3 separate regions of the Homo sapiens genome follow, and all the other regions are linked to region 2. A link is a loop called in an ENCODE intact Hi-C map of the cell type or tissue named here. Cell type or tissue: endothelial cell of umbilical vein. All regions are shown on one strand. Each heading gives the region's core, and the rest is flanking DNA. Links, peaks and the distances in the headings are about the cores only. Region 1 overlaps LOC101927636 (a long non-coding RNA gene). Region 2 overlaps SMARCA5 (SNF2 related chromatin remodeling ATPase 5). Region 3 has its middle 21 kb from the start of FREM3.

Region 1 (10,145 bases), core at 2,969-7,968, 420 kb after region 2:
CATTGCTTACTCTGTAGGCTCCAGGGGTGAATGCCAGGGATGAGGTAAAATTTTGGTTATATATATGACTGACTTTTTACAAAGATGAAATTAAAATTATTTCTTTAGGGCCATGTAATGTCACCCAAATCATGTTGGTCAAAGAGTACAAACTTTCACTTACAAGATGAGTAAGTTCTGGGAATCTAATATGCAGCATGATGACAATAGTTAATAATACTGTACAGATGTTCCTTGACTTACAATGGAGTTATGTTCCAACAGACTCAACGTAAGCTGAAAATATTGTAACTCAGGGGTGTCCCATCTTTTGGCTTCCCTGGGCCACGCTGGAAGGATTGTCTTGGGTCACACATAAAATACACTAGCACTAACGAAAGCTGATGAGCTAAGAAAAATCACACAAAAGAATCTCATAATGTTTTAAGAAAATTTACAAATTTGTGTTGGGCCTCATTCAAAGCCATACTGGGCTGCATGTTGCCCATGGGCCATGGTTTTGACAAGCTTGTTGTAACTTACAAATGTATTTAATACGCCTAGGCTACAGAATATCATAGGTTAGCCTAGCCTACTTTAAATAAGCTCAGAACGCTTATATTGGCGTACTTGGGCAAAATCACCTAACACAAAGCCTATTTAGTAATAAAGTGCTGAATATCTCATGTAATTTATTGAATACTGTACTGAAAGTGAAAAACAGAATGGTTATATGAGTACTTAAAATGCAGTTTCTACTGACTGACTTTTACACAATCTTAAAATTGAAAAATTTTAAGTAGAGAACTCTCTGTATTGTATCCTTGAAATCTGCTAAAAGAGCAGGCCTTAAAAGTTCTCACTACACGCCCAGGTAACTATGTGAAGTGATGGAGGTGTTGACTAACTTGATATCACTTCACAATATTTACGTATATCAAAGCATTGTAACTCAATTGCAGATTCAGTCACTCGATGCTTGCCGAGTCCAGTTTACAAGAGTGAGGTCTGATATAAAGAAAGTGACTTTTTAATCCAAAGCTTAGCTTGTGGAAAGAAGTCCAGGCTCTTGCCTTTAAAGGCACTGCTTCACTTTTGGGGCAGAAAGCCAGAGCTTTTAAAGGGGAACTTGGCATGAATGACAGGCAGGGAAGGAGCAGTTGGGGGTCTAGGTGACTTGGTTTGTTGCCTTATCTACCCAGTGGTTGAGCTAGTGCTAGACTGTAAGGTGGCTGTGGTCTGGAGATACTCTCCAGATGGGATAGAGTTTCCTGTGGGCAAACTTTAGGTTGTAAATTGACTCTTGTCTCTAGAGGCAATCTTCTGGTGGGAGAGATTTCTGGCTCTGGGGCTTCTAGGTATGCACACAGTTAGATGAGCTTGTCCTGTAGGGAGTGTCTGGTGAAGGGAAGGTAGAGGTTCTAATTGCATTTCTAAAGAGTTAAGTAGGAAGTGGGGAACGGGGCAGAGGAAGAAAGAGAAAAAAACAAAAAAAAAATTTAAAAAATAACTCGTTCTCTTTCTCTTAGGGAAATGGCAGTTCTGGGTTACAGCATCCCATTGTACACAAAACTTGTCTAACCCACGGCCCATGAGCTGCATGAAGCCCAGGAAGGCTTTGACTGTGGCTCAACACATTCAAAGAAAGTTTGTAAACTTTCTTTAAACATTATGAGATTATTTTGCAGTTTTTGTTTTAAGCTCATCAGCTGTCATTAGTGTTAGTGTATTTTATGTGTGGTCCAAAACAGTTCTTCCTGTGTGGCCCAGGGAAGCCAGAAGATTGGACACCCTTGTTGTACACCTTAAATACAGAGTTTTGTGTTTCAATTTTCCCTCAGTTAAGCTGGGAAAAAAATGGCCATACCCAAAAATTACACATAAAATAGTTGGGTCAAATTTCTATTTTAATCTTGAATATCTTTCTTTTACAATAAACTTCTCTCACATGATTTTTTAATAGTTTCAGAGTGTTTCATTTTATGGATATTTCAGAACTCAATAAGTTTCTATTTATTTATTTGGACACTGTGGTAGCGTCTAATTTTTGCTAAATCTTGGTGCACATTCTTAAATTTCAAAGCTGGACTTACTGAGTCTAGTGGGTCTTAAGACATATTGTTATCTGCCTCTCAAGAAGGTTTTGACTCACTTCAAATGAAGTCAAACATCTTCACCATGTATTTAACATTCAAATATTTTGTATGTGTGATTGTTCTCTTAGCTTATTTTTTGAGTTTTCACTGAGTTAGAACAATTCCTTGGTTTACTATAAAAAGAGAAAAAATTCATTATGAGCCAAATGGATTTTGAGAAATACATTCTGAGTTTTCTCTTTACAGAGGTTTTTGTTTTGTTTTTGCCTAGAGCATAGGGTTAACTGGACTAATTTACACTTTTCCATTAGCTTTATCTTATTCAGGATAATATGAGCCAGTTTTCTTAACCCTAACAGGGCATATTTCTGTTTTTTCTTAACTCGTTCTTTTTCTAGTGTATTGCTAAGTTTTCCAATTTAGTTCTTGCCTTAAAAATGACGTTGTCTAACATTATACTTGTAAAATACTGGAAAAAGTTTTTGTCATTCTTGCTGCAGGCAGTCAACAACTCAAGGTAACCCCTAGGTTAGCTGGAAATACATCTTGATTGGTACAGACTCCGGTTTCTAAGTGAATAAGCCGAGAACACACTGAGTGCCTGACGATGTGACATGCTATCATGTCACATGAAACTATCAGAACTTGCTGGGGTTCCAGATTCTGCACTAGAAATTCCTCCCAGTCGAGGGCTTTTTTTCCCTCCTGTGAAAAATAAACCAGAAGAAAGGAGAAGATGTATTTTTGTAATTTAGTTTCATGATTTTAAGGACCAAATCTCAGCTTTATTTCTCTAGAATAGGAAATAGAGATATCGTTGTCATCTTATGTTTTTTCTCACTTGATCTGATCTATGATCTGTTGAAACTTGATCATCTGTTCTTGCAAGTGAGGTTTTGTTGCTACATTTCTGAACTTCAAAATTAGAAAAATAATATCCTGAAGCTTCTAATACTTACAGTTGAGCTGACTTTATATTCTGTTTACACCTACCATTTTACATAAATCTTTATGCCTTTTATTTAGAAGACAACATAAAAATTAAAAGAGAAAAAATATCCCCCATATTCATAATACCTCTCTATGGACTATTCTTTTGTGGGATAAGGTAGGTGGGAGAATGGAAGAGTAGCAGACCCATTAGAATACAAAACATGTAAGTAACTATTATTTTTAAATTGGGGCCACTTGGACACCAAGATATTATTGCCTTTTTAAGAGATGTGTGTTCTAGAGAACTGATTTCCTTAAATCATTTCTGTTTCCAAGTTTCTACTCACAAATGTACTAGTGTCCTAAAGGGCATGAAGGAGATATATATATATATGTATGTAGAACAGTGATACACTAAATATGAATAGTAATATAGTAAATCACTGTTCTTCAAAATATGTATAAACAGAGATATAGTAAATCACTGTTCTTTTATAAACTGGGTCCCTATTCTATTTTTTATCCCCATAATAATATATTTTATAACTTCTGTTTAGAATATTGGCAGATAATAGAACTTGATTTTCTGATTTTCAATTTAAACACTTATCAATCAAATACATAAGTACTTGTACAGGGTAGAGAAAAGTTAATCCTTTATATTATCTACGTATCTCTGAAAGACAAGAAAGTTTCTGTACATTTACAGACTACAAATACAGAAGTTAAAGCAAATGCCTTCTAGCTGGCATAATATTAGGAAAAAAGCAGACTAAAGTATTATAAATTGGTAACAGAAGATATGTAAAGTAAAGACATGATCACCTAGATAGTATAAATCAATTTTCTATTCTTGTGCTGAAGCCTAGACCCCACATGGCAGCCTGATGTAATTCCATTACCATGCTTAATTACTTGGCACTTGTATAGCCTTTTTATTTTTGTGTTACTGTTATTCCTGGTAAATCATTCAGAAGAAATAAATTTTCTTGCCACTCAAAATTAACTAGTATGGTGCATTGCTGCCCCACCCCCCAAAAGATGAGTTGACAGCTACTGGGCATTAATCTAGCCATTTTTTGATAACAGAGTATCTCTTTGCACATAGTTATGAGAGTTATAAACATTCCAAATGTAATTATCTCAGTCCTTTACAACTTGGAAGTCTAATTAAAGAAAGTTTAAGATACTATAAATCTTAAGGAATTAGGTTTATAATGTGGAACCCAGTCAGAGTTTGGGATTACATTGGAAAGTGAGTATATTGAAAAGGATTGCAGAAACATTTCTCTCAGCCAGAATTTAATTGCTCAGAAAACTGAATTTCAGTAAAATAGATGAAAAGTGGTAGGCAGAGAGACTCAGACCTATGACTGCTGAAGAAAGAGCTAATTCCATATCCCTTTTTCTAGATGCCCTGGAATACACTTGTGTCAGTGACAAATGCTGCTTTGCTGTGCTACATCGAGTACAAGGTAGTGATAAGACATGACTGGGAAGCAGTTACCAGAGACAAGCGAGGATAGGGCTTTGACTGCATCCTCTGCTGGTGGCTTCTGTAGTTATGCATAAAATTTATTCTGACCTGTTTACTTTTATAGCCTGTCTTTACTTTGTTTCTTTTAATATTATGCATGTTTAGGCTATGCTTTTTCTTTAAATATGTGAGCAAATCTATTGGTGTAATGTACTCATTACCCTAAAACCTATATTATAATGGACCTGAAGACCATAAGGTAGAAGATCAGAAGAAAAAGAAAATGCATACATTTTTATCTTTAAAACAATTCACTTTTAAGAGTATTTTCTTGAAAGGTATACCTTTGATGGAGCTGAATCTAGTTGCTTCAGGCAGATACAATAGGATACAATAGGATAGGACTTCTTGGGTAAAAAAGGTGTAGTAATCTGTGAGACTCACCGGAAGGAGAAAGGCAATTATGCATTAATTTGGCTGAGGCCAGGGTAGTAAGCAGATTCATTATAAATTCTGACAGCAGAGGAATACTTGAGAAATGCTTATAGTTAGATCATCTATTTTTCCAAGCAATATTCTTCATGTCATTCCACCTTGCAAAAACTTTGTGGAATAGAATAGGCATATGAAGAGCAATGAATAGACTTTGCATTAGATTGGTAATCTTGCTACTAGTACATTAATTTACTTGTATTACTGATATTTTAAGATAGGATTTTTACAGATGTTTATATATTTTTTAAAAGCCTATTTTTTTCTTTACCCACTTTCTCAATTTTTTTAACCTCGAAAACTTTTTCCTCCCTAAGAGAAATACATGGGCTATCTTCAGCACAGAACACAAACTCTGCCTTCTTTTCTCAAGTCCAGTGATTCAAGTTTGACACACCACACCACGGTGGATGTGCCTTGTCATGACACATCTTCTCAGCAGCACTAGAAGATACATCCAAAGTCCTGTGAGCAAGGTAAGCCTTGTAGCAACCCTTTGATGTCTTTGAAAAATGCAAAAATGCTCACCGATCAGGAGCAAAGGGGCCAAAGGAGAGGTATTTCCCCCTCACATGTAGTTTTTATTTTTTTAGCGTATTTTTTGTTTTTCTCTAAATCAAACTCAGACTTACTCTGTTTACACTGAAATATACTGCACAGTGCCATAGGTGTAATCAGACCCAGATCTCAACAATGTGTATGATTCCATACCCAGTATAAATAAGGGTTTAATATCAACTCCATCTCTGAGTGAGAATGAATAGCTCTGAAAAGTCAATTCTTCGTATTTTTCTTTTACATTTGGCCTTGTAATAGCTGTTTTATGTCATTTCCTTTGAGAGCTCTGATACCAAGTTGGAATAGTCCATTATATCCTAGCTCTCAGTCTTTACTGAAAGTTACATGAAAGAAGAGGCCTTTGCCTGCAATTCAGAATTCTAAATTACCAGCCTTTCTTAATTTCAGGTTGCCCCTCCTGGACATGTTGTAAACTCATGCATGGGCTTTTGAGTTAGAAAAATTTGTGTTTGGAACTTTTCTCAGCTCTTGGCTTTTGACCTGGCCAGGTTACTTTTAAAGCCACATCTTCTTTTATTTTATTTTAATTATTTGTCATCTTAAGAATGGGGATAATGAAAGTACCAGCCTCACTGAGTTATGTTATTTGAATGATATAGCCTAAGTGATGAACCTAGCTTAGGGTCTGTTACCTGGGATGATGGTCAGTGGAAAGCCAAGATTTTTTGTGATTTTGTTTATATGCTGCTAGCATATAAAGGAGTGTCTCAAGTCCCATCACAGCTTTCAAAGCTCGTCTTCCTTTTGTCTGAGCAAACACTGAGAAAAGTCTGACAGTCAATGAACTTTAGTACTGAGATGTGCTTAGGAGGTATGGTCGTTGTTAGGTTTGATAATTATCAAAGAGAGTGATTCACTTCTTAGAACCCTGACCTGCAGCTCTAAGGTCCTAAAAGACTGACCATTACCAACAGACACTGCCCTCTAGTGTGCTTGTCTAATTATATGTTAACTATAATTAGCACTTTAAATCTGATAATTACTACCTAAGAAAGTATATTACCTGGTGCAGAGCCTGGCAGAGAGGAAGTGTGCGTTGAATATATGCTCATGGTTTATTGAGTAAATCCAGATCTTTCCTTGGTACTGGGTTAGAACTCTGGGAGCATACCTTTACGGACTTAGCAATCTGGAAACAGCTGGATATCCTTTGGGGTGATCTGGAACAGTTTGTCATTCTTCATTTCTACTAACATTTATTAGGCTTATGTGTAAGCTCTAGAGTTGGCACTCGTAACTTCATTTAATCCTCACACTAGTCCTTTGAGGAACATATTATTCCTATTTTTCAGATAAGAAATTTGAGACTTAAGCAATAAAGTGACTCACTAATAGCAATAATACTAGTAGCAGCTAAGTTGACTATACTGTGTGAACCTGTGTCACACCTTAGCTGCTATCTGGATAGTAGCATGCCTTGCCTAGCATGGATTTGGGGTACTAAACTCTGTACATTCGGTTGTCCCCAAGATCCTTCCTTGAGAGCATATTATTTAGACCTATTCTTATTTTTAGGCTTGGGCCTTGTTGTGGACTAAGTGTCTGTGGCTCCCCACAAAATGTATATATTGAAGCCCTACCCCATGATGTGGCTGTATTTGGAGATGTAGCCTCTAAGGAAGTAACTGAAGTTAAAAGAGGTGATAAGGGTAGAGACCTGATCCAACAGGATAATGTCATTATAAGAAGAGACACCAGAGAGCTTACCCCCTCTCTTTCTACCATGCAAGGACACAGCGAGAAGATGGCTGTCTACAAGCCAGGAAGAGAGTCCTCACCAGAACCAAACCCTGCTGGACTTTGATCTTGGACTTCCCAGCCTCTAAAACTGTGAAGACATAAATTTCTGTTGTTAAACCCACACAGGTCTGTGGTATCTGTTTATTATGGCAGCCCAGTAAGACTAAGACAGGCCATCACAAGACATGAATGTTTTGGACCTTCTCTTGGGCCCTAGTAAACAGAAATCAGGTACGCAAAAGGGGTAAGCATATAATTTCCTTTATTTTTATTTTTAATGTGTAAGCCTTAGGTTTTTATTTATTTATTTGGTGAAGACAATCACATTGTGTACGTACAATGTAATTATATTGTTGACGAGAAGTTACTTAAAATTTTTTAAAAATTCTAATCGATTTCTAGATGTCCAAATGAGAAGATAGCATTTATATACCATCAGAACATAAAATAATTCAAAAAAATAAATTTATAAAACAATATGTATTATATTGAGAGAAAGAGAGGGAGAGAGTATTGGAAGAATATATGCAAATACAATGTGATAATGTGATGTCTTTGTGAGAATGCTATATGTCATTTTCTTTGTTTATATGAATTTTTACAATTTTTACCTTTGAAATATAAAAAAGAGAGAATAAAAGTCATTGAAAAAATCAAAAGTAACTATTTTCATAGGTGAGTAAGTATACATCTTTAACAGAACAGCAAAGAGTCGATGAATGTTCAGAGATATTATATAAGTAACAGATAAGAAGTGTCCTGATCTATGGTATTCATTCTCAGTTGCAAATATATATGCAAAAAACCCCACAAATGAAACCAAAACAACTCAGAATTCTCATGAATGTTGCATAAGTAAATATATTATTTGGAATAAATTTAAATAAGCTACATACAGGATGTCTTTTAGTTGGGTTGCTGAGGTGCCCCATTTTGCTTTTCTGATCGGTATTGTAGAAGAGCTTTAGTTTTGTGGAGTCACTCTCCAGGGAATTATTAGGGTGATGTACTGAGAGATAGAACAGTGGATTTGGAGTCAGTAGACCTGGATGGAACTCATTTATCAGGTGTGTCATTGAAAAAGTCATTGAAGCTCTCAGAGCTTTAGTCTCCTCATTAGTGAAACTAGCATAACAATTCTATGTCCTTTACATGGTTTCATCAGCATCAAACTAAATGAAATAATATGTGCAAAGCTTTGTGACCCAGAGCACTTTATGCTAATGCTAGCCATCATTATTCTGAAGATGACTATTATAATCGAAGTTATATAAATTAAAGAAATGTGACAAAAGTTGTTCCGCTGAAAATGTTAACTCTTGCTGCTATAGTCCTAATTGTGCTGGTGCAAATCCCTTTAAATATTCTTAATTTCTGGTCTGATCTTAATTAATGGATACCAATGTAGGGTACTCTGGATTTTTGGCAGACAGTAAAACCTGGGGTTCAGGAACAGCAATGTAAACAGGCTATATGTTTGCAAGTCCCAACTTTCATTTATTTGATATTTGTCATGAAAATCTATATAGTGCTTTCAGTGTTCCAAGTCCTGTGGTTACAGCAGCAAGTAAAACAAAATTCCTGCCCCACCGGAGCTTACAATCTAATGGGAGGAGGGAGAGGGCCAATAATACAGTAGAAAATGAATATATAATAGGTCAGTAATGAATATGTGATATATGAGTATGTGATAGAGCAATAAATGTAGTAAGTGCTATGGAGAAAAAATAAAGCAGAATAAAGGAAAAGTTCTGTAGGTCAGATGTGCAGGCAGCAGAATCTGAGATGGAGATTGAAGTCAGGAAGTTCATTCAAAGTCTTCTGAGGAAGGAAGTAGGGTTGGGTAGAGAGAGAAGATGGGTTCCAAAGCAGGCACAGTTGGGCCTCTGCCGACTCCATGGGGAACTGGAAAGCAGGGATGGGCCTTCCGATTGCCTTGACTTGGGGTATGGAGGCCAGGCCTTTATATTCCTGCAATGACCAGAAATTGGATGCAAGTTGTCCTTTGGGAAGGGGACTGTGACCTTGGTGACATGACTTTCCTCTGCTGAGGGCAATTCCCAGAGAGGGCTGACAGTAGTGAGCTTCCAGCCAGTAGCACTGTGTTCATTACAGGTGTGTGTGTGTGTGTGTGTGTGTGTGTGTGTGTGTGTCTGGGAGACAGGAGGTGAGATTGCTTTTTTTAAAGGATAATGAAGGGAGCCTCTCTGAAAACAATTTGGGAGTAAATGTGAAGGACATGAGGGAGGAACCTCATGAAATCTGGGGGATAGCAAGTAGATAGATATCTGGGGGAGAATATTTCTGAGGAAGATACTTTTGAACTTCTTTGGATTTTTTCATATGGATTATCTATATGAGTAATGTCTATGCTCATCTACTGCTTTTCCAGTTGTGCTTATCATGGTAGTAGTGATAATAGTAATAACAACAATAATGTCATTTTTACCATGTAATTGCAAGCTTTGCTTTAGGAACTGATGTAAATCTTTCATCAGATCTTACTAGAGAATTAATTAGCTAATTAGTTAATTTACTTATTCATTCAGTCACACAGTGAGTGTTTATAAATGCCCACTGTATGTCAGTTACTATGTGAAGTGCAATGAACACCATGGTGAGCAGGACGAGTTAGTCCCTGAGTTTGAAACCATTAAGGTGGGGAGACTGACAAATGAAATAGGCAATTAAAAATACAGTGTAAACAGTGGTCCAGTGTAGTTAAACAAGGTAAGGAAGGTGCAGCAGGGAAACACTAAGCCAAAGAAGAAACCAGGTGTATGAATAAATAGGGAATGGCAGATTAGTAAAGCAAAGTGAAAATGAAGCTTTCTTTGAATTGGGGTGGG
Region 2 (10,145 bases), core at 2,323-7,322:
TTGCAGAAATTTGGGTATTTTCTTTGTAGTGCTATTGAGTCTCATCTGGAAAGATTATATAAATTGCATTCTCCTTGCTTATGTGGGTAGAATGGGAAAAGAAGGCAAGACAAAGTATACTTAAATTCTATGCATATTTCTGTTATGCTTTCTGTTTTTTTTAGTTGATTCTGAAATGAATATGCCCTATTCTTTTGAAAGAATGGCCTTTTAGTTGTATAGCCAAAGACATTTAGTATTTTCCGGTTCCTTAAGGTATTACTGTACCATTTTGTAAAAGGAATATTATTATTATTATTTTTAATTATTTGGTAAATATTTTGTCATATGACCTTCTGAAGCAGCCACAACTTAGATAATGTCAGAACTAAGGTGATTTTTTTTTTTTAATTTTGAAAGCCCAGCCAAAATGAGGTGTGAATTTGTCATACTGTTACATTGAAATTGGTAACAAAATATATCCCCTCCCATTTGGACTTTTAGGGTAAATGAAAATTTTATTGTATTTTAAAGTAGTTTCTAAGTGTTAGCAAGACTGACTATAATTCCAGTTTCTGTTTTCTATGGACAGACCTGATAAACTGGAGACCCTAAAGCAGGAATACCCAAATTATAGTGTCAGGATTTTAGCTGTACCAGAGGCCTTTATGTGCTACACATAATTTGTATAAAATTTTATATGTGCAGATTGGGTACATAAACAGTTCTCCATTTTTCTAAGGGAATGCAATAAATGTAGCATCGTGAATAAATATAACTTTTATAATCCGTAAAGTGGTCTTTTCTTTCCATTTCTTTAATTGTTTTCTCAATTTTTATTCACTTTTTCCTTTAGGACACATTTCCCTTAATTGGATATCTTTCCCTTAAATTTCTATTAGTAGTTGTTTTCATCTGCCCACATGTAATTGAAGATTTAAAAAAAAAATTTTGATACCTGCAGTATTACTAATACTGCTTAATTTCTTGAAATGTGGAATTGCTGCTGTTAATGTCAAGCAAAACGCAGTATTTATGGCAAATTGTAAAGTAATTTGAATTTAGTGCTACCTCAAAATTAACTTTTTAAATACTATGTTAGATTCTTAACAGTTAAAGGTCTAATACATGCATGAGGAATGGTTACTTATGAAAGGAAAAAGAATTTGTAAGAGTTATCACCTCAGTTTGGAAGAAATTGAAAAAATGTAAGGCTGAAGAAAACTTACGGAGGTCACAAAAGTGATGTTTTCAAGAGGAGGAGAAACTGGGAGGGAGATACACAGTGGAAATGCAAAATGAATCAAGTATAGTGGTAGCCCTGAGAGCTTAGGGACTCAAATGGAAACTGTGTGAAGGGAAACTCACTTGAAAAAAAAGCATGAACCAGCTAGGCCCTGCCACCACTGTGTTTGGCCAAGTTCACAAATCTGTTTTAACCTGTCACTTCCCTGTCACTTCTCTGGCTTTCCTCTCCCGCTAAGCTTTTGTTTCCTGGCAGTAATTAAAATCTTCTGTCAGTGCCACAGCTACTACTGCTACTGGAACTGCCTTAACCACTACTGCTACTGGAACTGCCTTAGCCACCTTGGTATCGTGGTTTGGCAAAGTATTGGCCTCTACCACCATAGGGCCCAGAGCTTCTGCCTCCAAAGTTTCCTCCCTTCATGGGTCCAAAATTTGAAGACTGATTGTTGTCATTGCCAAAATCATTGTAGCTTTTACCACCTCCAAAATTGCTTCAATCATTACCAAATCTATTATAGCAATCCCCACTGCCACCATATCCATCACCACCACCATGGCTGCCACCAAAGCCACCACGATCACAGAACTTGATGACTGTATTTGTGACTAATTGTATAATAGTTTCTGTTCTGTGGAAAGTAAAGCATTCCAACACAGGGTTTCAGTGTAGATTGTTTTGTTTTGTACCCATGCTGTTGATTGCTAAATGTTTTAATAATCTGATCATGATACTGAATAAATGTCTTTTTTTTTTTTTAACAACAAAGCATGAAAGATTGCTTAATTGTACATCTGACAAAGTGCTGGAGGCTATTATAAAGTGTAATTATTACTACTTTTAAGAGACAGGGTCTTGCTCTGTCACCCAGGCTGGAGTGCAGTGGTGCAATCACAGCTCACTGCAACCTCAAACTTCAGGGCTCAAGTGATCCTCCCACCTCAGCTTCCCAAGTAGCTAGGACTACAGATACCACGCCCAGCTAAGTTTTTTTAGTTTTTGTAGAGATAGGGCCTTGCTATGTTGCCCAGTCCGGTCTCAAACGCCGACTTCAGGCAATCCTCTTGCGTCAACCTCTCAAAGTGCTGGGATTACATGTGTAAGCCTACATTCCAAAGTGCTGGGATCATAGTTGTGAGCCTACACCACACCTGGCCTACATTTTGTTTTTCATAAAGTTGAGAGAAGCAAATCCTAAGCATAGAGTACAAGTTGAGCATCCCTAATCAAAAAATCTAAAATCAGAAATGCTCCATAATTTGAATGCTCATTAGGGCATTTCTGATTTTTGGATTAGGGATGCTGAACTGATAAGTATAATGCAAGTATTCTAAAGTCTGGAAAATGCTAAAAACACTTCTGGTTCCAGGCATTTCAGATAAGGATTGCTCCATCTGCCCTTTGAGTATTTAATATATGCCGATTGTTTGAACTAATCTGGATTTAATTATATAAATGATTATATAAATGATCTTTGGCTTAGTACCTTTCTTAATCTCGATCTTAAAAAGCATTGTAAAACACCCCTGTGGTTTTTCAGAAAAATTCTGAGTAAAAAATAAATTTCATCTTGTTCTATCCCTTTGAATCTAAAAAACAAATCTTTTTGAAAGGATGTGCTACTATATTTCAAACCAGTAGTTTTGGAGTAGAACATTGCTAAAAAAATGGGTACTAAGGAGGGTAATTTAAACAAAGTAGATTAATGACACAAGGTGGATTGATGAACTCATAAATCCAAATGAATGGAATGCTAGAAGACATGTATTAACGGAGTAGCTGTTACCAAAATATATACATATTTTGTATATGTACATAGCTGTTACCAAAATGTATCTTTGCCTGTTGGAATCTGATGTCAAGATCAAAGGTGAGGGCATCCCTCAGATGACAGATAATGGGCAAAATACATTCTTGGTGTGGAGCAGTGCTGCAGAATTAACTTCGCTGTGTACATCCCAGAATCGTTTTGGATCTGTTAAGGTTTTTATTAGAATGATTAAATAGGCTTTTGCAGCATTAACTTTACAGTAGTTACCAGAAAAGACTATGCTACAAGAACCAAAATTGAAGTAAGAAGAAAAAGACTGAAATGATATGATTCTAAATGAAAAAAATGAAGAAGTGGAATAGTTTCTCCACAGGCATAAGAGGCAAAGCATTGTTTCAGAAGTGGACTGGCACCTCACCTGAGATACTCAAGACTGGCAACATGGGTCTACATTCTTTGTTACCACAGATTCCCTTGTGTCCGGAGAGATTCCCTAGCTCTAATGACAGCTTTTTTGGGGGGTAATGAGGCTATGAGAAGATTGAGGATCTAGGTACTTGCCTTTAACTCTACAGCATACAAGGTGTGTGGCTCTTATCTCTAGGACACCAATATTTAATGTTGCATATCATGTATCTCCAGTACAAGAAGAAAGTTTATCAGAATTTAGTTAATGTTGGAAACTTTGTAATATAAACAATGTAAACACTACATTGACAAAAATATTTTATTAATACAAAGAATATGCATATAGTTTGCTTACTACAGAAATTCTTGTTTTTGATGTAGACAACCCAAAGGAGTTTTTATGTATATAGATTGTGAATAAATTGGGAAAAGAAATAGAGATAAGTAGAGATTATTTCACTTCATTAAACTTTTGAAGTCCTAATTTAGTTCATGTGATTATTTGTAAACTTTTCTTTATTAGTCTTCCTCAATCATTGAAGAACCCAGGATTCAAATACAATACTTAATGGAAACACTTTTTCATCCCAAACTAAATCCTGCCCTGAAAGCCGAATTCACTATGAAATCTGAGATGAAACTCCAAGGCTATTATGCTGGCCAGTGGAAGGTTGGTTCACCCCTCTTGAGGTGACATTAGGGTGGTCTGCAGACATCACTGGAGTGGACAAAGAGATGCCTGGGTGGTTGGGGAAAGGACAGATCATAGACAACAGTAGCCTCTTTCTAGAGCTCAGTTGCAATAAATACCACAGTTACTCATCAGACACATTGGCAGTTCTACTTATTCCCATGTTTCAAAACTAGAGAATTCTAGCAAGGACTAAGCACTGCTTCTGTAGACCATCGGTATTTCTCCATGGCTGTTTGAATTTTTGTCAAAGCTTCTGTGTCTCATGCACACTAGTGACTTTTGAGACAGAGTCTTGCTCTGTCACCCAGGTTGGAGTGCAGTGGTGCGATCTAGGCTCACTGCAACCTCTGCCACCCAGGTTCAAGCAATTCTCCTGGCTCAGCCTTCCGGATAGCTGGGACTACAGGCATGCACCACACCTGGCTAATTACTGTATTTTTAGTAGAGACAGGGTTTCACCATATTGGCCAGGCTGGTCTCGAACTCCTGGCCTCAAATGATCTGCCTGCCTCCGCCTCCCAAATGTTGAGATTACAGGTGTGAGCCACTGCATCTGGCCTGATGCAGATTGATAATTTCTTGAGTGAGGCAGTGCTGTTGCCTAGTAGCAAGGCTTAGCTGGGTGAGACATTACTAGCTGCCTTCAGAAGCGGATCTCTGCCCTGAAGTTTACCAGCCTGCTTTCCTTGATGCCCATGCTGGCTGGGTGTAGGGATCCTGAGTGGAGGGAAAAAGAAGAATAGATGATACAGATTTGCTGTGCAAAGGCGGAGTTCTTACTGGCTCTTCCTCACAAACAGGCTGGTGATTAGCTGACTTTCAGATTCCCTTCTGGGAGGTGGCAAGGGGCCATCTGGTCATCCTAGCTTTGCAAGGAGTAACTTTTTTTTTTTTCATTTTATATGCCCTTTAATCCCAGTAGATGGATAGGTTTGCTTTCTTAGTATGCTTTCCAGTTGTAGAAAGGTCTTTTCTCTGGGTATTGGCTTTCCCCCAGCCTCCTATTTTTTGCGCTCCCCCTCCTCCCCAGCCACCTCTTTCCCTGGGAGCCAACTTGATAAAAGTAATGGCACAAGTCTTGCAGAATACTCCTACCAATCTAAATGCTGCAGACGCCACAGTGCTTTTTTCTCACCCTTAATAGTCGTAAGATAAGTTAGAGGGAGCTCCTTCAAGAGTACGCTGAGTTTAGTTTCTTCACAGCAGGAACTAATCTTTAAAAAAAATTATCATTGGGCTCCTTATTGTAACTGGACAGTACTGGAACTGGGTGGGTGCTTGATAAGAGAATGAATAGTTTAGGTAGTTACAATGAAACCACAGGCACCTGTAGAGGTCTCCCCAGGCTCACCTTGACGCTCTGATTGGCGGCTGCAGACCCCATCCGCGAGATGGCAGTGTTAGGAACAAAGGTGAGCTGCCCACTGCAGGTCAAACGCTGCCGGCTACCAGCTGCAGCTGGGAGTGAAAGACTAGAATACAGAAAGGCGCAGGCAGTCACGTAGGACTAGGCCGGGTTTAACACCCGAACAGTGGTGCTAGAAGGTCAGAGTCTTCTACGTACATGTTGGAAACATCCTTGATTGTCTAGCACCAAGACTTTTAAACACAGGGGGACAAATCATCACTTTGGGTATTTGTAATTGTTCGTCAGTTCAAATCTCTTGGTTTTAAAAAAATACTTTCCCTCTGCGCGACTGGCGCGTCACGTCGCGCGCGACCAGTCCGCAGGGCTCCTCCCGCGCTGCTGATAGGCCCGCAGACGGCGGCCCAGCAGAGGAGCGGAAAGCATGGTCCGGGGGGCGGCGGACGCCTGGTAGGCGCTCGGGCCGTTGTTGTGGGGCTGCGCGCTGGCGCTGCAGGGCGGGATGCTGTACCCAAGAGAGAGGCCGTCGCGGGAGCGGAAGAAGCTGGACCGCCTCTGGAGCTTCCGCGCCGACTTCTTCGACAAACTGTGCCTTGGCTTCTAGGAGTAGTGGTATCGGCGTCTGCTGCGAGAGTCGGGCTCCACCATGGACATACCGGTTCCCTCCAGCTTCAACGACGTTGGCCAGGACTGGCGGCTGCGGCATTTTGTAGACCAGATGTGGTACGAACGGGAGGTGACCTTCCTGGAGCAATGGACCCAGGACCTGCACACAAGAGTGGTACTGAGGATTGTCAGTGCCCACTCCTATGCCATCGTGTGGGTGAATGGGGTCGACGCGCTAGAGCATGAGGGATCTACCTCCCCTTTGACACCGACATCAGTAGCCTGTTCCAGGTGGGGCCCCTGCCCTCCCGCCTCCGCATCACTATCACCATCGGCAACATGCTCATCTCCTCCACCCTGCCACCAGGGAGCATCCTCGACATGGCCGACACCTCCACGTGGGTACCATCCTGCTTCCACCGCAGACACCCACCTTCCTGTCCCACCCCGTGGGGCATTACATTAGGGTAATTACATTAGGTAAGTCACATATCAGTGACTTACAAATTTTGTAAGTAATTAAGAAATTTTCAATAAGTGTGGAGCTGAATATTTACATGAGCCCTTCAAAAACTGATAGTTAATGGAATAAATGAAAATAACAGGAGAGACTTTGTTGAAAGAAGACAAAATAGTCAAGGAAGTGATAGAGGATACAAAAGAAAGATGAAAACTTACATTCATTTAATGTCTAACCGTGTGCCAAAAGACAATATTATTATTTAGTTTTCATAACCACAACATTTGGTGGATATGATTGCTTCCATTATATAGGTTAGGAAAGTAAAGCTTAGGGGTTTGTGAACCCACTAGTTTAAAGTTGTGTAGCCAATAGGTGGTTGAGTGAGAATTCAAAACTGGAACAGATTTGCTTGATCCAGAATGGTATAACTTTATTGTCCATGCATTGTCTTCTACATTTTACTGCCTGTAAAGTGGGAGTCAGTTATGGGAGGAGACCCAGAATGTCACAGGTTTTGAAAGCTGCTGTGGAAAATTTGGAAGGAGGCATTGGATTTAATGACTGATACAGGTCAGTGCAGATTGACCTTGGAGAGAACAGTTTTCTTCAGTGGCATGGTAGTGTTCAAAACAGGATCTGATGGTAAAGAAAATGTAGAACCAGTGTGTGTAGACTCCTTGATGGAAAAGTTTATTTGTAAAATATCAGAGGAAAATTATAATATAGATTTGTCCATTCAAACCCCAAAGTCCAGATTCTTACTGCAATATTTGATGTAGCCAATATACAGCAGTTGAGTTCAATTTTGGCCCCTGTTTATGTGTATGCTAAAGAAAAATAACAATCCTAAGCCTATGCCACTTAAACAAGAGGATGTGATTATACTATGAAACACTTGTGACCATAGGAATATAGCAGTGCTAAGGCAAAATAGGTCTTAACTTGACTTTTCCTGTCATTTGCTGCCATTGTTTGCCAAAGGTCTAGCACCTATCTTCAGAGGAAAGTCAAGAAATTAGTGCTCAGATGGTGGGATGAATTCCTGAATTATTGTTGGCTCTAGTAGTTTCTTCAGATCAATTTTATAGTTTCTTTAGAACTAGAAAATTAGGTCTCAGAATGGCAGTTGGCCACCCAATGTGTATAATACAATTACTCAACCAGCTGCTTGAAAGCAAGGGGCAACAGAGAAGTCAGCTACTGGCTCAGGCAACAGGAAATTTGATGATACTCCTTGGTCAAATCCTTCATTTAACATACATTTATATAGAACCTTTCTGTATCAGGCACCATTCTAGGTACCACAGATAAAACAATAAAGAGAACTGACAAAACCTCAGCCTTCATGGAGTTTATATGCTAACACATATGCATAAACAAACACATATAAAAATCCAGAAAGTCGTTACTGCTGTGAAGACAAACAACACAGAGTAAGCAGATACTGATGTTGGGTTGTTGCCTTAAGGTGGTCAGCAAAGTTGTTTCCGGGGAAATGACATTTGGATGAAAAACTGAATAATGTAAGAGAGTTAACCATCAAACATCTGTGTGAAGATCTTTAGGAGGAGTGGGGGAACCGCAAGTGCAAAAGCCCTGTGATGGGAAAGTGCTTGTTATGTTTGAAGAACAGCAGTAAGACACCATGGCTGGAGTGTAGTGGGGGAGGGAGAGAGAGGTGGTAAATAATAATGGAGACTTAGTTAGGGCCACATCATGTAAATAGAGCTTTTACAGTCTTGTAGACAAGAAATATGTTTTGATTTTTCCCTAAGTCCACAAAATAGTTTGTGATAGAAAGCCATCGAAAGATTGAAAACAGGGGAGTATTATTTGTAACCTCAGTTGCTGTTCCATGCAGGCATAGGAAAGAATAATGCTTCCTTGCTCCATATCTATTGCTGAAACAGTTCTCCATGATCTCTTTAGTCTGAGGACAAATGACATTTTTCTGGTTACAAGACAGAGGGGATATGCCATCCTAGGCATTGAGATTGGGAAATATCAAGCATGCATGTGACTGCCAAGTATTAAACCCCATTTTCTGATGACCACTAGGGTTCCAGGTATCAGCCCATAAAGTGAGCTTTTTCTGAGAAGAACGAAAGATGGCAGGTAGAAATGATTGAGCTGGTAAAGAAGACTGAGGCTTATTGTTAAGGTCTGGGGCCTAAAAATGTCAGGGTTCAAAGTGATCAATTTGGAAAATAAAGAGATTTGGACCCTCCTCTGAAATCAGGGAGTAGTGAATATGTGGAGTCAGAAAGTAACTGCAAATTCTGGAGAAACTGTGGAAGCAGCATTTTGTAGGAGGGTGGGGGAAACAACACCCTCAACTAGTATTTCTACCTTCTGGTAAATCTATTACTTTAACTTTACCTCTGCCAGTCAATAAAACTTTTTCATGTTTTGGTACATTTAAAAAATACTTTTCCTCTTTCTATTACTTAAATTTCACATTAGAGGTTGATGTGGGCACCCAATGACAGCGTGTACGGGCACATTTTTCTACTGTGTGGTTAACTCTGCTTGGTATCTGACTTGTTAACAGATCTTCTTGCTGGATACATATCTCTAGGAACAGAATTAATCTTTTTTCCATTTTAGAGGCCAGAAAACCCATGAAGAAAGGTAATAAGAAATTTGATTCCTGGTTATATTATAAATTATTGAAGGTAATTCTTCAAGGCAGCCTCTCCCTTCACAAGCCCAGAGGTCTAGGAGGAAAGAATGATTTTGGGAACCAAGCCTGGGGCCCCCCATTACCCTGTACAGAGTCAGGACACTGTTCCCCGAATCCTAGCTGCTTTGGCTCCAGCCTCAGCTCAGAGGGCCCCAGATACTGCTTGGGCAACTGCTCTAGAGGGCACAAGCCATAAGCCTTGTAGGTTTCCACATGGTGTTAGTTCTGCAGGCAGGCAGAAGGCAAGAGTGGTGGAGCCTTGGCAACTTTCCTCTAGATTGCAGAGGATATAGTGGAAAGACTGGGTGCCCAGGAAAAAGCCTGCTGCAGGAGTGGAGGCCCTGTAGAAAGTCTCGATAGGGCAGTGCTGAGGTGAAATATGAGATTGAAGCCCCCCATGGAGAGTCCTCACCGAGGCACTGCCTAGTGGAGCTGTAGGAACAGGCCACTGCCTTCCAGATCCCAGAGTGGAAGAGCCAGCTTATACCTTCAGCCTTGAAAAGCCACAGGCATTCGACTCCAACCCATGAGGGCAGCCATGTGAGCTGCACCCAGCAGAGTCATAGGGGTCTGACTGTCCAAGACCTTGGGAGCACACCCCTCGTACCAGTGTGGCCTGGATGTGGGACATGGAGTCATGGGAGATTATTTTGGAGCTTTAAGATTTAATGTCTGCCCTACTGGGTTGCAGATTTCTGTGGGGCCTGTTGCCCCTTATTTTTGGCCTATTTCTCCATTTTGAAGTGGAAATGTTTATCAGTCTTTATTTCATCATTGTATCTTGGAAGAACATAACTTGTTTTCTTTTTTTTTTTGATTTTTCAAGGTAATATTCTCAATATTATTTATTATTTATTGATAGCACATGACTTCAAGAGAGTTAACACATTTGAGTTTAAAAAATGATTTGCTTGTAAGTAAAAAATAGA
Region 3 (10,145 bases), core at 2,135-7,134, 160 kb after region 2:
AGTTCTAGATCCCTGAGGAATCGCCACACTGACTTCCACAATGGTTGAACTAGTTTACAGTCCCACCAACAGTGTAAAAGTATTCCTATTTCTCCACATCCTCTCCAGCACCTGTTGTTTCCTGACTTTTTAATGATTGCCATTCTAACTGGTGTGAGACGGTATCTCATTGTGGTTTTGATTTGCATTTCTCTGATGGCCAGTGATGATGAGCATTTTTTCATGTGTCTTTTGGCTGCATAAATGTCTTCTTTTGAGAAGTGTCTGTTCATATCCTTTGCCCACTTTTTGATGGGGTTGTTTGTTTTTTTCTTGTAAATTTGTTTGAGTTCATTGTAGATTCTGGATATTAGCCCTTTGTCAGATGAGTAGGTTGCAAAAATTTTCTCCCATTTTGTAGGTTGCCTGTTCACTCTGATGGTAGTTTCTTTTTCTGTGCAGAGGCTCTTTAGTTTAATTAGATCCCATTTGTCAATTTTGGCTTTTGTTGCCATTGCTTTTGGTGTTTTAGACATGAAGTCCTTGCCCATGCCTATGTCCTGAATGGTATTGCCTAGGTTTTCTTCTAGGGTTTTTATGGTTTTAGGTCTAACGTTTAAGTCTTTAATCCATCTTGAATTAATTTTTGTATAAGGTGTAAGGAAGGGATCCAGTTTCACCTGTCTACATATGGCTAGCCAGTTTTCCCAGCTCCATTTATTAAATAGGGAATCCTTTCCCCATTGCTTGTTTTTCTCAGGTTTGTCAAAGATCAGATAGTTGTAGATATGCGGCGTTATTTCTGAGGGCTCTGTTCTGTTCCATTGATCTATATCTCTGTTTTGGTACCAGGACCATGCTGTTTTGGTTACTGTAGCCTTGTAGTATAGTTTGAAGTCAGGTAGGAGACCGCTAGCAAGACTAACAAAGAAAGAAAGAGAGAAGAATCAAATACACGCAATAAAAAATGATAAAGGGGATATCACCACCGATCCCACAGAAATACAAACTACCATCAGAGAATACTACAAACACCTCTACGCAAATAAACTAGAAAATCTAGAAGAAATGGATAAATTCCTCGACACATATACTCTCCCAAGACTAAACCAGGAAGAAGTTGAATCTCTGAATAGACCAATAACAGGATCTGAAATTGTGGCAATAATCAACAGCTTAACAACCAAAAAGAGTCCAGGACCAGATGGATTCACAGCCGAATTCTACCAGAGGTACAAGGAGGAACTGGTACATTCCTTCTGAAACTATTCCAATCAATAGAAAAAGAGGGAATCCTCCCTAACTCATTTTTTGAGGCCAGCATCATCCTGATACCAAAGCCTGGCAGAGACACAACCAAAAAAGAGAATTTTAGATCAATATCCTTGATGAACATCGATGCAAAAATCCTCAATAAAATACTGGCAAACAGAATCCAGCAGCACATCAAAAAGCTTATCCACCATGATCAAGTGGGCTTCATCCCTGGGATGCAAGGCTGGTTCAATATACGCAAATCAATAAACGTGATCCAGCATATAAACAGAATCAAAGACAAAAACCACATGATTATCTCAATAGATGCAGAAAAGGCCTTTGACAAAATTCAACAACGCTTCATGCTAAAAACTCTCAATAAATTAGATATTGATGGGACATATCTCAAAATAATAAGAGCTGTCTATGACAAACCCACAGCCAATATCATACTGAATGGGCAAAAACTGGAAGCATTCCCTTTGAAAACTGGCACAAGACAGGGATGCCCTCTCTCACCACTCCTATTCAACATAGTGTTGGAAGTTCTGGCCAGGGCAATTAGGCAGGAGAAGGAAATAAAGGGTATTCAATTAGGAAAAGAGGAAGTCAGATTGTCCCTGTTTGCAGCAGACATGATTGTATATCTAGAAAACCCCATTGTCTCAGCCCAGAATCTGCTTAAGCTGATAAGCAACTTCAGCAAAGTCTCAGGATACAAAATCAATGTACAAAAATCACAAGCATTCTTATACAACAATAACAGACAAACAGAGAGCCAAATCATGAGTGAACTCCCATTCACAATTGCTTCAAAGAGAATAAAATACGTAGGAATCCAACTTACAAGGGATGTGAAGGATCTCTTCAAGGAGAACTACAAACCACTGCTCAATGAAATAAAAGAGGATACAAACAAATGGAAGAACATTCCATGCTCATGGGTAGGAAGAATCAATATCGTGAAAATGGCCATACTGCCCAAGGTAATTTATAGATTCAATGCCATCCCCATCAAGCTACCAATGACTTTCTTCACAGAATTGGAAAAAACTACTTTAAAGTTCATATGGAACCAAAAAAGAGCCCGCATCGCCAAGTCAATCCTAAGCCAAAAGAACAAAGCTGGAGGCATCACGCTAAACCTTTCTTTCTTATAAAAATATCTCTCACTTACTTTTTGTCATGAAAACTTTCAAGCATGCAGAAATGTAGAGAGAACAGTATAATGAACACTGATATCTGCAACACTTGGATATCACAATTATTAATGTTTTGCCATATTTGCTGAAGTATTCTGAGGAAACCATATAATATCACCTCACTTTATGTTCACATATCACAGCCTGCATTTCCCGAAGTAAAGACTCCTTCTTTCACAATTACACCACCACCACCACCACTGCACCAAAACCCCCAACAAACAAAAAAACAGTAAACAAAACCAAAAACCCTATAATGCCATTGAATGCAGTCTTTATTTATATTTTTCCAATTTTTTCAAAATGTCTTTTGTAACTGTTTTGTTTGGAATCCAATCAAGAACTAATCATTGTGTTTGATTGTTATGCCTTTTAAGTCTCTTATAAACTCTGGTCTAGGATCTGAATTTTAGAAAAGGGGAATTGAGGAGGTTGAACTGGGACCTTTGATAAGTCTGCTAAGCCCAAGTAGGATCCCAATAAGGAAGTGTTGGGACCGTGAGACCTGGGATAGGAGCATCAGGGTAGATGTGGGGGAGAAAAGATTCCCCCAAATCCTCTGGGCCTGCAGAAGCCACCTGCATCTTTTGCTAGAGGATAGCAACCAAGTCTCAACTGAGGTAGCTGTCTCATAAGATAATATTTGTCCTTCTCAAGATTCGTCCTCCTACCTATCCTCCTGACTTCCAGACCAGTAACTAGAGTCAAGTATCAGCATGGCTCTCCTAGGAAAGTGACTGCAATGCCAAGGGAGAAAGGAATGACCCACAGAAGATCTGTGACCTGACTGACATATACTGGAAAACACTGAAGAACATGCCTGAAAATAGATCTTGAGGGTGCTGGACTGGGGCATGGAGACATAATGTAAGGCTGAACAGGGATCAATTTATTAATGCAGGCCACTGTCCAATAATTTAGGATGGAATGCTCTGGCAAGGGCATCTAGAGACATTCATATACTGCTAGGATGGTTCCTAAACTTGGAAGAAAAGACAGCCCATGTTAGGTGAAGTGGAGCTGCCATAATTCCCTTGGCTAAGAATTGAGAGAGGGCAAAAAAAGGCTTATAGAAATAGAAATGTTTGACTGAATCTTTTCTATAAGACCTGAGAATCTATCAGATGACTACATTCTTCAGAGTGGTCCAGAAGACACTCTCTTCACTAAGATGTTAAGAAATTTTCTGGTAACATTTAGATCCCTGGCATCATTTAGAAACTCAGAAATAGTTGTCCTTTGTAGGTTATGGCTGTTAGTAGGATTTTCTGTTATGGAATTTGAATGTTTTTTAGTGTATCAAAAATGATAGGATTTCAGAGAAGAAGAGGGCAAATGATAACACTGAATCATCAGAGGCAAAATGGAACTAAGTGTTGGATGGCTTGAGTCAGAATGGGAGCCCGGGAGCTCTGACCTGTAGAAATACATGTTAATTGCTAATAGAGCATAATATCCTAGGGGCATTTGGAAAAGGTATTATTTACTATATATAATCAAAGATAACAGAATGGATGAATGTAAGCAAAATGTCAGCTACCCTAGTGGGTTTTAATAAATGAGCCAGTTATCAGACATGAAGTTCATTGAATGAGTGGCTGCATCCCCTGGAAGAAGGATGCTACAATATCACAGCAAATATGTAGAAGAGCAGTTCCCCTAGTATTTCCCCCAAAGGGATCTATGGTCTCTTTTCCAGCAACTGTGCACCAACTGGGCACTAGATGTTCTGAGAGTTGCTGGATTAGGGTCAGATCAGGGTCTGAGCTCACACTGCTACCAAGGGACCTAAGACACTAATATGACTCCCTTTTCGAATAGAGGAATGTAGAGTTCAGCTGATCAATTGGACATGGAATGGACATGTTTGGCAGCTGGAAGAACTCTAATTTTGATTCATTGACTCATAAAATAAAGGTTATCATTATAGTAAAAGACTGAGTGAAAGCTGCTAAAACTGACTTCCCTTTGCCCCACAGCCTTGAAACTGCCAAGACAGGAAAACAGTCCACCAAATGGTGGAAGTGTGAATCACCTCACCATCATTCACAGTGTCCCCTTTGGAGGAATTTTTGCTTTCTGTTTCAATAGCTTTAGGTTGTATGGATGGAGAGATTTGGTTCCCAGAGAGGAGAGTCAATAAGAATCCTACCAAGCCTAAAGTTCCAGTTATTATTTAGTCATTTTGGTCACTTCGTGCTGACAATTTATTTCACTCATCATGAGAGGTATAACTGCTGTTACAATAATTGCTTGGCATTTTGCAATTTGTGGGATCCACAGGGGCATCTCTTGGTACTCTTATACTTAAATTTAATTGTGAATGGACAATTAGGCAACCACTACCTGATGAGACTATGAGAACCATCAACCCCACAAAGATGAAGGCCAAAGTCACCCCATCAGAAGAACAACTGATGACAGCAGAAGTCTACCCAATGATGAGGAAATGTAGAGTTGGTGGTGTCTTAGTCCATTTTGTGCTGCCATAACAAAATACCTGAGACTGAGTAATTTATAAAGAACAGAGATTTATTTCTTACAGTTCTAGAGGCTGAGAAGTTCAAGGCCAAAGAGTCCATATCTGGTGAGGGACTTCACGCTGCATCATCCCATGGTGGAAGGTGCAAGAGCAAACAAGTGAGTCAGAGTGCCAGAGAGAGAGAGAGAGAGAGAGAGAGAGAGAGAGTGAGACAAAGAATGGGAGGGAGATGAACTCATTCTTTTACCAGGAACCTACTCCCATGATAACTAACCCACTCCCGAGATGAGGGCAGAGCCCTCATGACCTCATCATATTTGAAAAGTTACACCTCTCCACACTGTTGCATTGCGAATTATGTTTCCAACACATGAACTTTGAGGGGCCCATTCAAAGCAGGTAGTATAATTAATTTTTGCCTCAAAGCCAATCATAGCAGTGTGGACTGTAGTTTGTTCTAGTAATCTTTCTCTTCTAATTTTTCTCAAAAGAAATTATGTCTTTTTGTGAACAATGCAATTGGGTAAACTGAAATAGAGTGCATTTGAGAAGTTCATGGAGTGGACCATAGCAAATAAAGTCCATTCTCTGTTCAGATGCTTTGGATAGCTGTTTTACCATTTCTGTGCATATTTCAGGTTTAGCATACTCCTCTCTTGCTCCCCAGAAGACTGACTTGAGCTATGTAGTCCACTTTATTTCATATCCTTCAGACAGCCAGAAATGCCTCGAAATGTGTCACCCACCAACCCTTCACTGGCAGTCATTAGTGAATGACTGATAGGTATAGGAGTATTAAGTCTCAGCTCTCTTACCTGAGAGCTCTGAGACACAAGTCAGATTCTAGAGAAAGGTTTCTTGACCTTGGCACTATTGACATTTTGGACTTGATAGTTTCCTCTTGTGAGGGGCTATACATTGTAGCATGGTTAGTAGCATTTCTAACCTCTACCCCGTAGATGCTGATAGCACCTTCACAATTGTGACAATCAAACAATATCTCCAGGCATTGCCCAATGTTCCCTGGGGGTCAAGATCACCCCTGTTGAGAAACACTTCTCTAGAGTTTTCTGACAGATCAGGCTGAAGCTACTTTCTGTAGGACTTTGCTGACTTTACACCTTTGGTTGGCTTTTTCACTTTTCTTTCTTCCAACTCTCCTACTGGCTTTCTCTGAAAACATGTCCTTAATGAATCACTTGCACAAGAATCCTCATTTTAGGGACTACTTCCAAAGCACTCAACCCAAAACAGCATTTATACTTAAATGGTCCAGATTTAGCTATATAAATGAAATGACAAAACCATAAACTGTTTTTGTAAAAAATTATAAAAATGTGTAATTGTGACCCTGTTGTAGGCAAGGTTTTCTTAGACAAGATGCAAAAATAATTATCTGCAAAAGAAGTGACTGACAAATTTTAGCAAAGTGATATTAAGAACCTCTGTGAATATAAGAAGCCATTGTAGGGCAGGGCACGGTGGCTCCTGCCTGTAGTCCCAGCACTTTGGGAAGCTGAGGCAGGAGAATTGCTTGAGGCCACGAATTGAAGACCAGCCTGGTCAACATAGTGAGACCCCGTTTCTACAAAAAAATTAAAAAATTAGCCAGGCATGGTGGTGTGCTCCTGTAGTCCCAGCTACTCGGTAAGCTGAGGTGGGAAGATTGCTTGAGCCCAGGGGTTCCGGGCTGCAGTGAGCTATGAGTGTGCCACTGCACTCCAGTCTGGGAAACTGAGTGAGACTATCACACACAAACAAAAAAAAAGAAAGAAAGAAAATAAGCCATTATAAAGAGAGGGAGAAAAGACAAGCCACAGAATGTATGAAGATATATATAAAACATATATAGCCAATCTATGTTGTATGTTCATAAATATATATTGTACATATACTTAGAGTATATAAGGAATGTTTATAAATTGACAAGGACAAGACAGATATTCCAATAGAAAAATGGGCAAAGGACTCAAGTAGGCACTTTATGAGAATCTAATTTCAAATAGTCAATGGTCATACAAAAAGATGTTCAGTATCACTAATCATAAGGAAATGGAAAATTCATATGTATTTTGATACATTAAGCACCAACCAGATTAACAATTTAAAGAGTCTGACAACTTTTTAAAAAATAAGTGTTGGTGAGGGTGTGAAGCAATACAAATTCTTAGACACTGCAAGTGGGAGTATAAATTGGTAAAATCACTTGGCATAATCTGCTAGAACACACATATTCTGCCATCTTCCAATTTCTTTACTAGTTACGTGTACTCGAGAAATCCATACACAAATGCACCAGAATACTTAAATGAATATGTTCATTGTAGTATTCTATTAACAAGTCAAGCTGGAAATGACCCGATGTCCTCAACAGTACAAATGAATAAGTTAATTACAAAAATGTGCCTATATATAACAAACATAAGGAAAAAACAAAAGAATATCACTTATAAAAGAATACATATAAAATGATTTTATTTATATACATAGTATAGTTTTAAAATAGACAAAATCAAACTATATTGTTTATGAAAAGTATATTGGTGGTAAACTACTAAAGAAAAATAAAAAAAATTTCATAAAAGTCAGCAGAGTGAAAGAAGAAATATCAAAAGAAGAAAGGAAGAAAAGAAGAAGGGAAGGGGATTTGATCAAGGATGGGCACATGGGGCTTCTGGGCTGGACACTTTCTATTTTTTGACATAGTGGTTCATTTTATAATTATTTTAAAAATCTTAACTTTCATGTGCATTTTTCTCACAATAAAGGGTTTAAAAGAAATCTAATATTTTACTCTTTGTCCACAGTTTTTTACATGACCGACTTTCTCATCTCCTTTCCCTTGTGTCTGATTTCAACTTCACCTCAGTCCTTTGATTCCTTTAGCTTTTTTTTCAAAGCCACCAACCTTGTCCTGACTACTTCCTTCCCCATAGAGACCCCCTGATACATCACATTTGTCATTTGTGTTAGCACTTTGAGCTCCTTTGGTCCTTTGCCTTCTGCATTTGCTCAGCAAGCTGCCAAGCAGGGATTGCTCGGTCACGTCCTTCCCACAGGCACTAGACTGTAAGTGATATGGGGGTGAGTACCCATTGAAACAGATTCATAAATGAAATTATTCATGTTATGTAGTCTAAATTAAGCTGTCATTCTCTTTGGAATCAATTTCATGGGCCCAGTTTGCTTTCTCTTCCAATCTCTTTTTTTTTTTTATTATTATACTTTAAGTTTTAGGGTACATGTGCACATTGTGCAGGTTAGTTACATATGTATACATGTGCCATGCTGGTGCGCTGCACCCACTAACTCGTCATCTAGCATTAGGTATATCTCCCAATGCTATCCCTCCCCCCTCCCCCCACCCCACCACAGTCCCCAGAGTGTGATATTCCCTTTCCTGTGTCCATGTGATCTCATTGTTCAATTCCCACCTATGAGTGAGAATATGCGGTGTTTGGTTTTTTGTTCTTGCGATAGTTTACTGAGAATGATGATTCCCAATTTCATCCATGGGCCCAGTTTGCTTTCTCTTCCAATCTCTTCCAATCTCTTAAGTGACCGTGACTTTATCACTTACCTTAAGTTCCTTGTCAGGCTTTTGCTGAGTTTCATATTCTTTTTATAAATGTCCCACTGGACATCTTTGACTGAAAATCCCATGAAAACCTCAAATTCAACATATCCATGCTGAAGTCATCATCTCCCTCTGCCTTGGAGAATTTGCTCCCTCCATTATGTTCCCTGGAGTACACACTCCCTAGGAATCTCAGCTAGATGCCCAGGACTCTCTAGGAGTCCCTCTTCCTTAATACCACCAATTCTTTATCATGTCTGTCTACATATTCAGTAGACTATATCTCATATTTCTTCTTCTTCTCTTGCTTCTCTGGCACTGCCTTAATCCAATCGACCATGATGTCTCAATTAGATAATTGAAGAACAGTCTATACAAACTTCCTCTCTTCAGTCTCAGACTGTCCAGCCCAGCCACTGCATGGAAATTACTCATGCAATTATGTGGCTTAATATCCTTTAGGAGCCCCCCAAACTTACAAAGAAAACCCAGCTTGGTAGACTCAGTATATGTTTCCAGAATCAGAACATGGCATCCTGACTATCTCTTCGGTAGTACTGTCTTCCATTTACTGATTGGTTTAGCCAACTGACATTCTTGCTATTATTACATTGTGCCTACATGCCCTCACACATTCTTTCTCTGTTTCATAGTGAGTGTATGTTCATCCTTCAAACCTTAGCTAAAGCCCTTTTCTCATCTATGAATTCTCCTCATCTCACCTTGTCTTATTTAACCATTCCGTTTTCTACCCTACTGTGGATTGCACATTAATCTACTGAAGCATTTATCACATCATGCAGTATGTATATATGCCTATCTCACATCAGGCACAGGCATGGGTTTTAAAGCTTTATATATTTGGAATTACCATAAAACTGGTCACTTTAACAATGGTTTCATGAACAGTGCTTTACTTTTAAATTTTAAGGGTAAGGAAACTTGCTTTGAGATGAGTGCTGAGTGGGAATACGAAAGGGATTAGGTTTCGGGAATACACAGTAAAATGATCACAACATTTTTATAAAAATGTTAAAAAATTTTTTAACACCCCCTAAAATAAAAACAAGCCTTCCCATTGGCTTTTTCATGGCTGTCATTGAAATGAATGGAGGATACAGAGCATTTGTGCTGCAACAGTGAATGAAAGGTCTAGATCCCAAGAGACAGATAAAAATCTACAGCGTTTCAAAAAAGTTCCTTTATTTTTGTGTCCAATTTGTAGAAGAAATTGCTAGGTGATTACTCAACTCATTCTCTTCCCCTGGGCATTTTGGCCATTTTAGCCCACTTCTCTGCCATCAGATATGACCACATGACTCAGTTCCACCAATAGCTTGTGAATGGAAGTGATATGCACTACACCATGGCTAAGTTAACAGATCCTGTCAAAACAATCTTTCATGCTCTCTTCCACTTCTAGATGGTAGGAATATAACTGACTCTTGTGGCAACCTTGGAAACCTGGTATTGAAGAAAAGACCACAAAATGGAAAGAAATCTATGTCCCTGACACTGCATGGAGAAAAGCTACCTGACCAAAAATATACAAATTGGACTCTTTTGTGAGCAATAAATAAACTTTTATTGTGTTAAGCACTGAATGATGGGGTTAGATTGTTAAATCAATTAAGTGTCACTCTAATGT

The links. A loop is a pair of places that touch in the nucleus more often than their neighbours do. Peaks named below come from ENCODE experiments on the same cell type or tissue, not always from the same donor. Only the 100,000 strongest peaks of a DNase experiment are listed, where the experiment ranks them.
Region 1: it touches region 2 in a loop (28-fold over the local background); 1 of 110 quality-filtered maps calls a loop at or near these places.
Region 3: it touches region 2 in a loop (3-fold over the local background); 1 of 110 quality-filtered maps calls a loop at or near these places.

What each region holds. Positions count from the first base shown.
Region 1 is chr4:143,974,500-143,984,644 of GRCh38, forward strand. LOC101927636 (a long non-coding RNA gene) reads left to right here. Exons shown (of 7, transcript NR_125886.1): 6 at 5,351-5,453; 7 at 7,287-7,955. Among named protein-coding and RNA genes, the nearest start is that of GYPB, 40 kb to the right of the region's middle. In endothelial cell of umbilical vein, for the core only: no CTCF peak of the experiment used is centred there; no DNase peak of the experiment used is centred there.
Region 2 is chr4:143,553,599-143,563,743 of GRCh38, forward strand. It overlaps SMARCA5 (SNF2 related chromatin remodeling ATPase 5), which reads left to right. Exons shown (of 24, transcript NM_003601.4): 24 at 1-3,888. It also overlaps the pseudogene GUSBP5. Among named protein-coding and RNA genes, the nearest start is that of SMARCA5-AS1, 44 kb to the left of the region's middle. RefSeq lists enhancers at 5,616-5,775, 5,786-5,895, 6,026-6,125. In endothelial cell of umbilical vein, for the core only: a CTCF peak has its summit at 5,442 (motif pointing right); a DNase peak (open chromatin) is centred at 5,633; H3K4me3 peaks cover 1,062 bases; H3K27ac peaks cover 430 bases.
Region 3 is chr4:143,717,059-143,727,203 of GRCh38, forward strand. No RefSeq gene overlaps it. Among named protein-coding and RNA genes, the nearest start is that of FREM3, 21 kb to the left of the region's middle. In endothelial cell of umbilical vein, for the core only: no CTCF peak of the experiment used is centred there; a DNase peak (open chromatin) is centred at 4,463.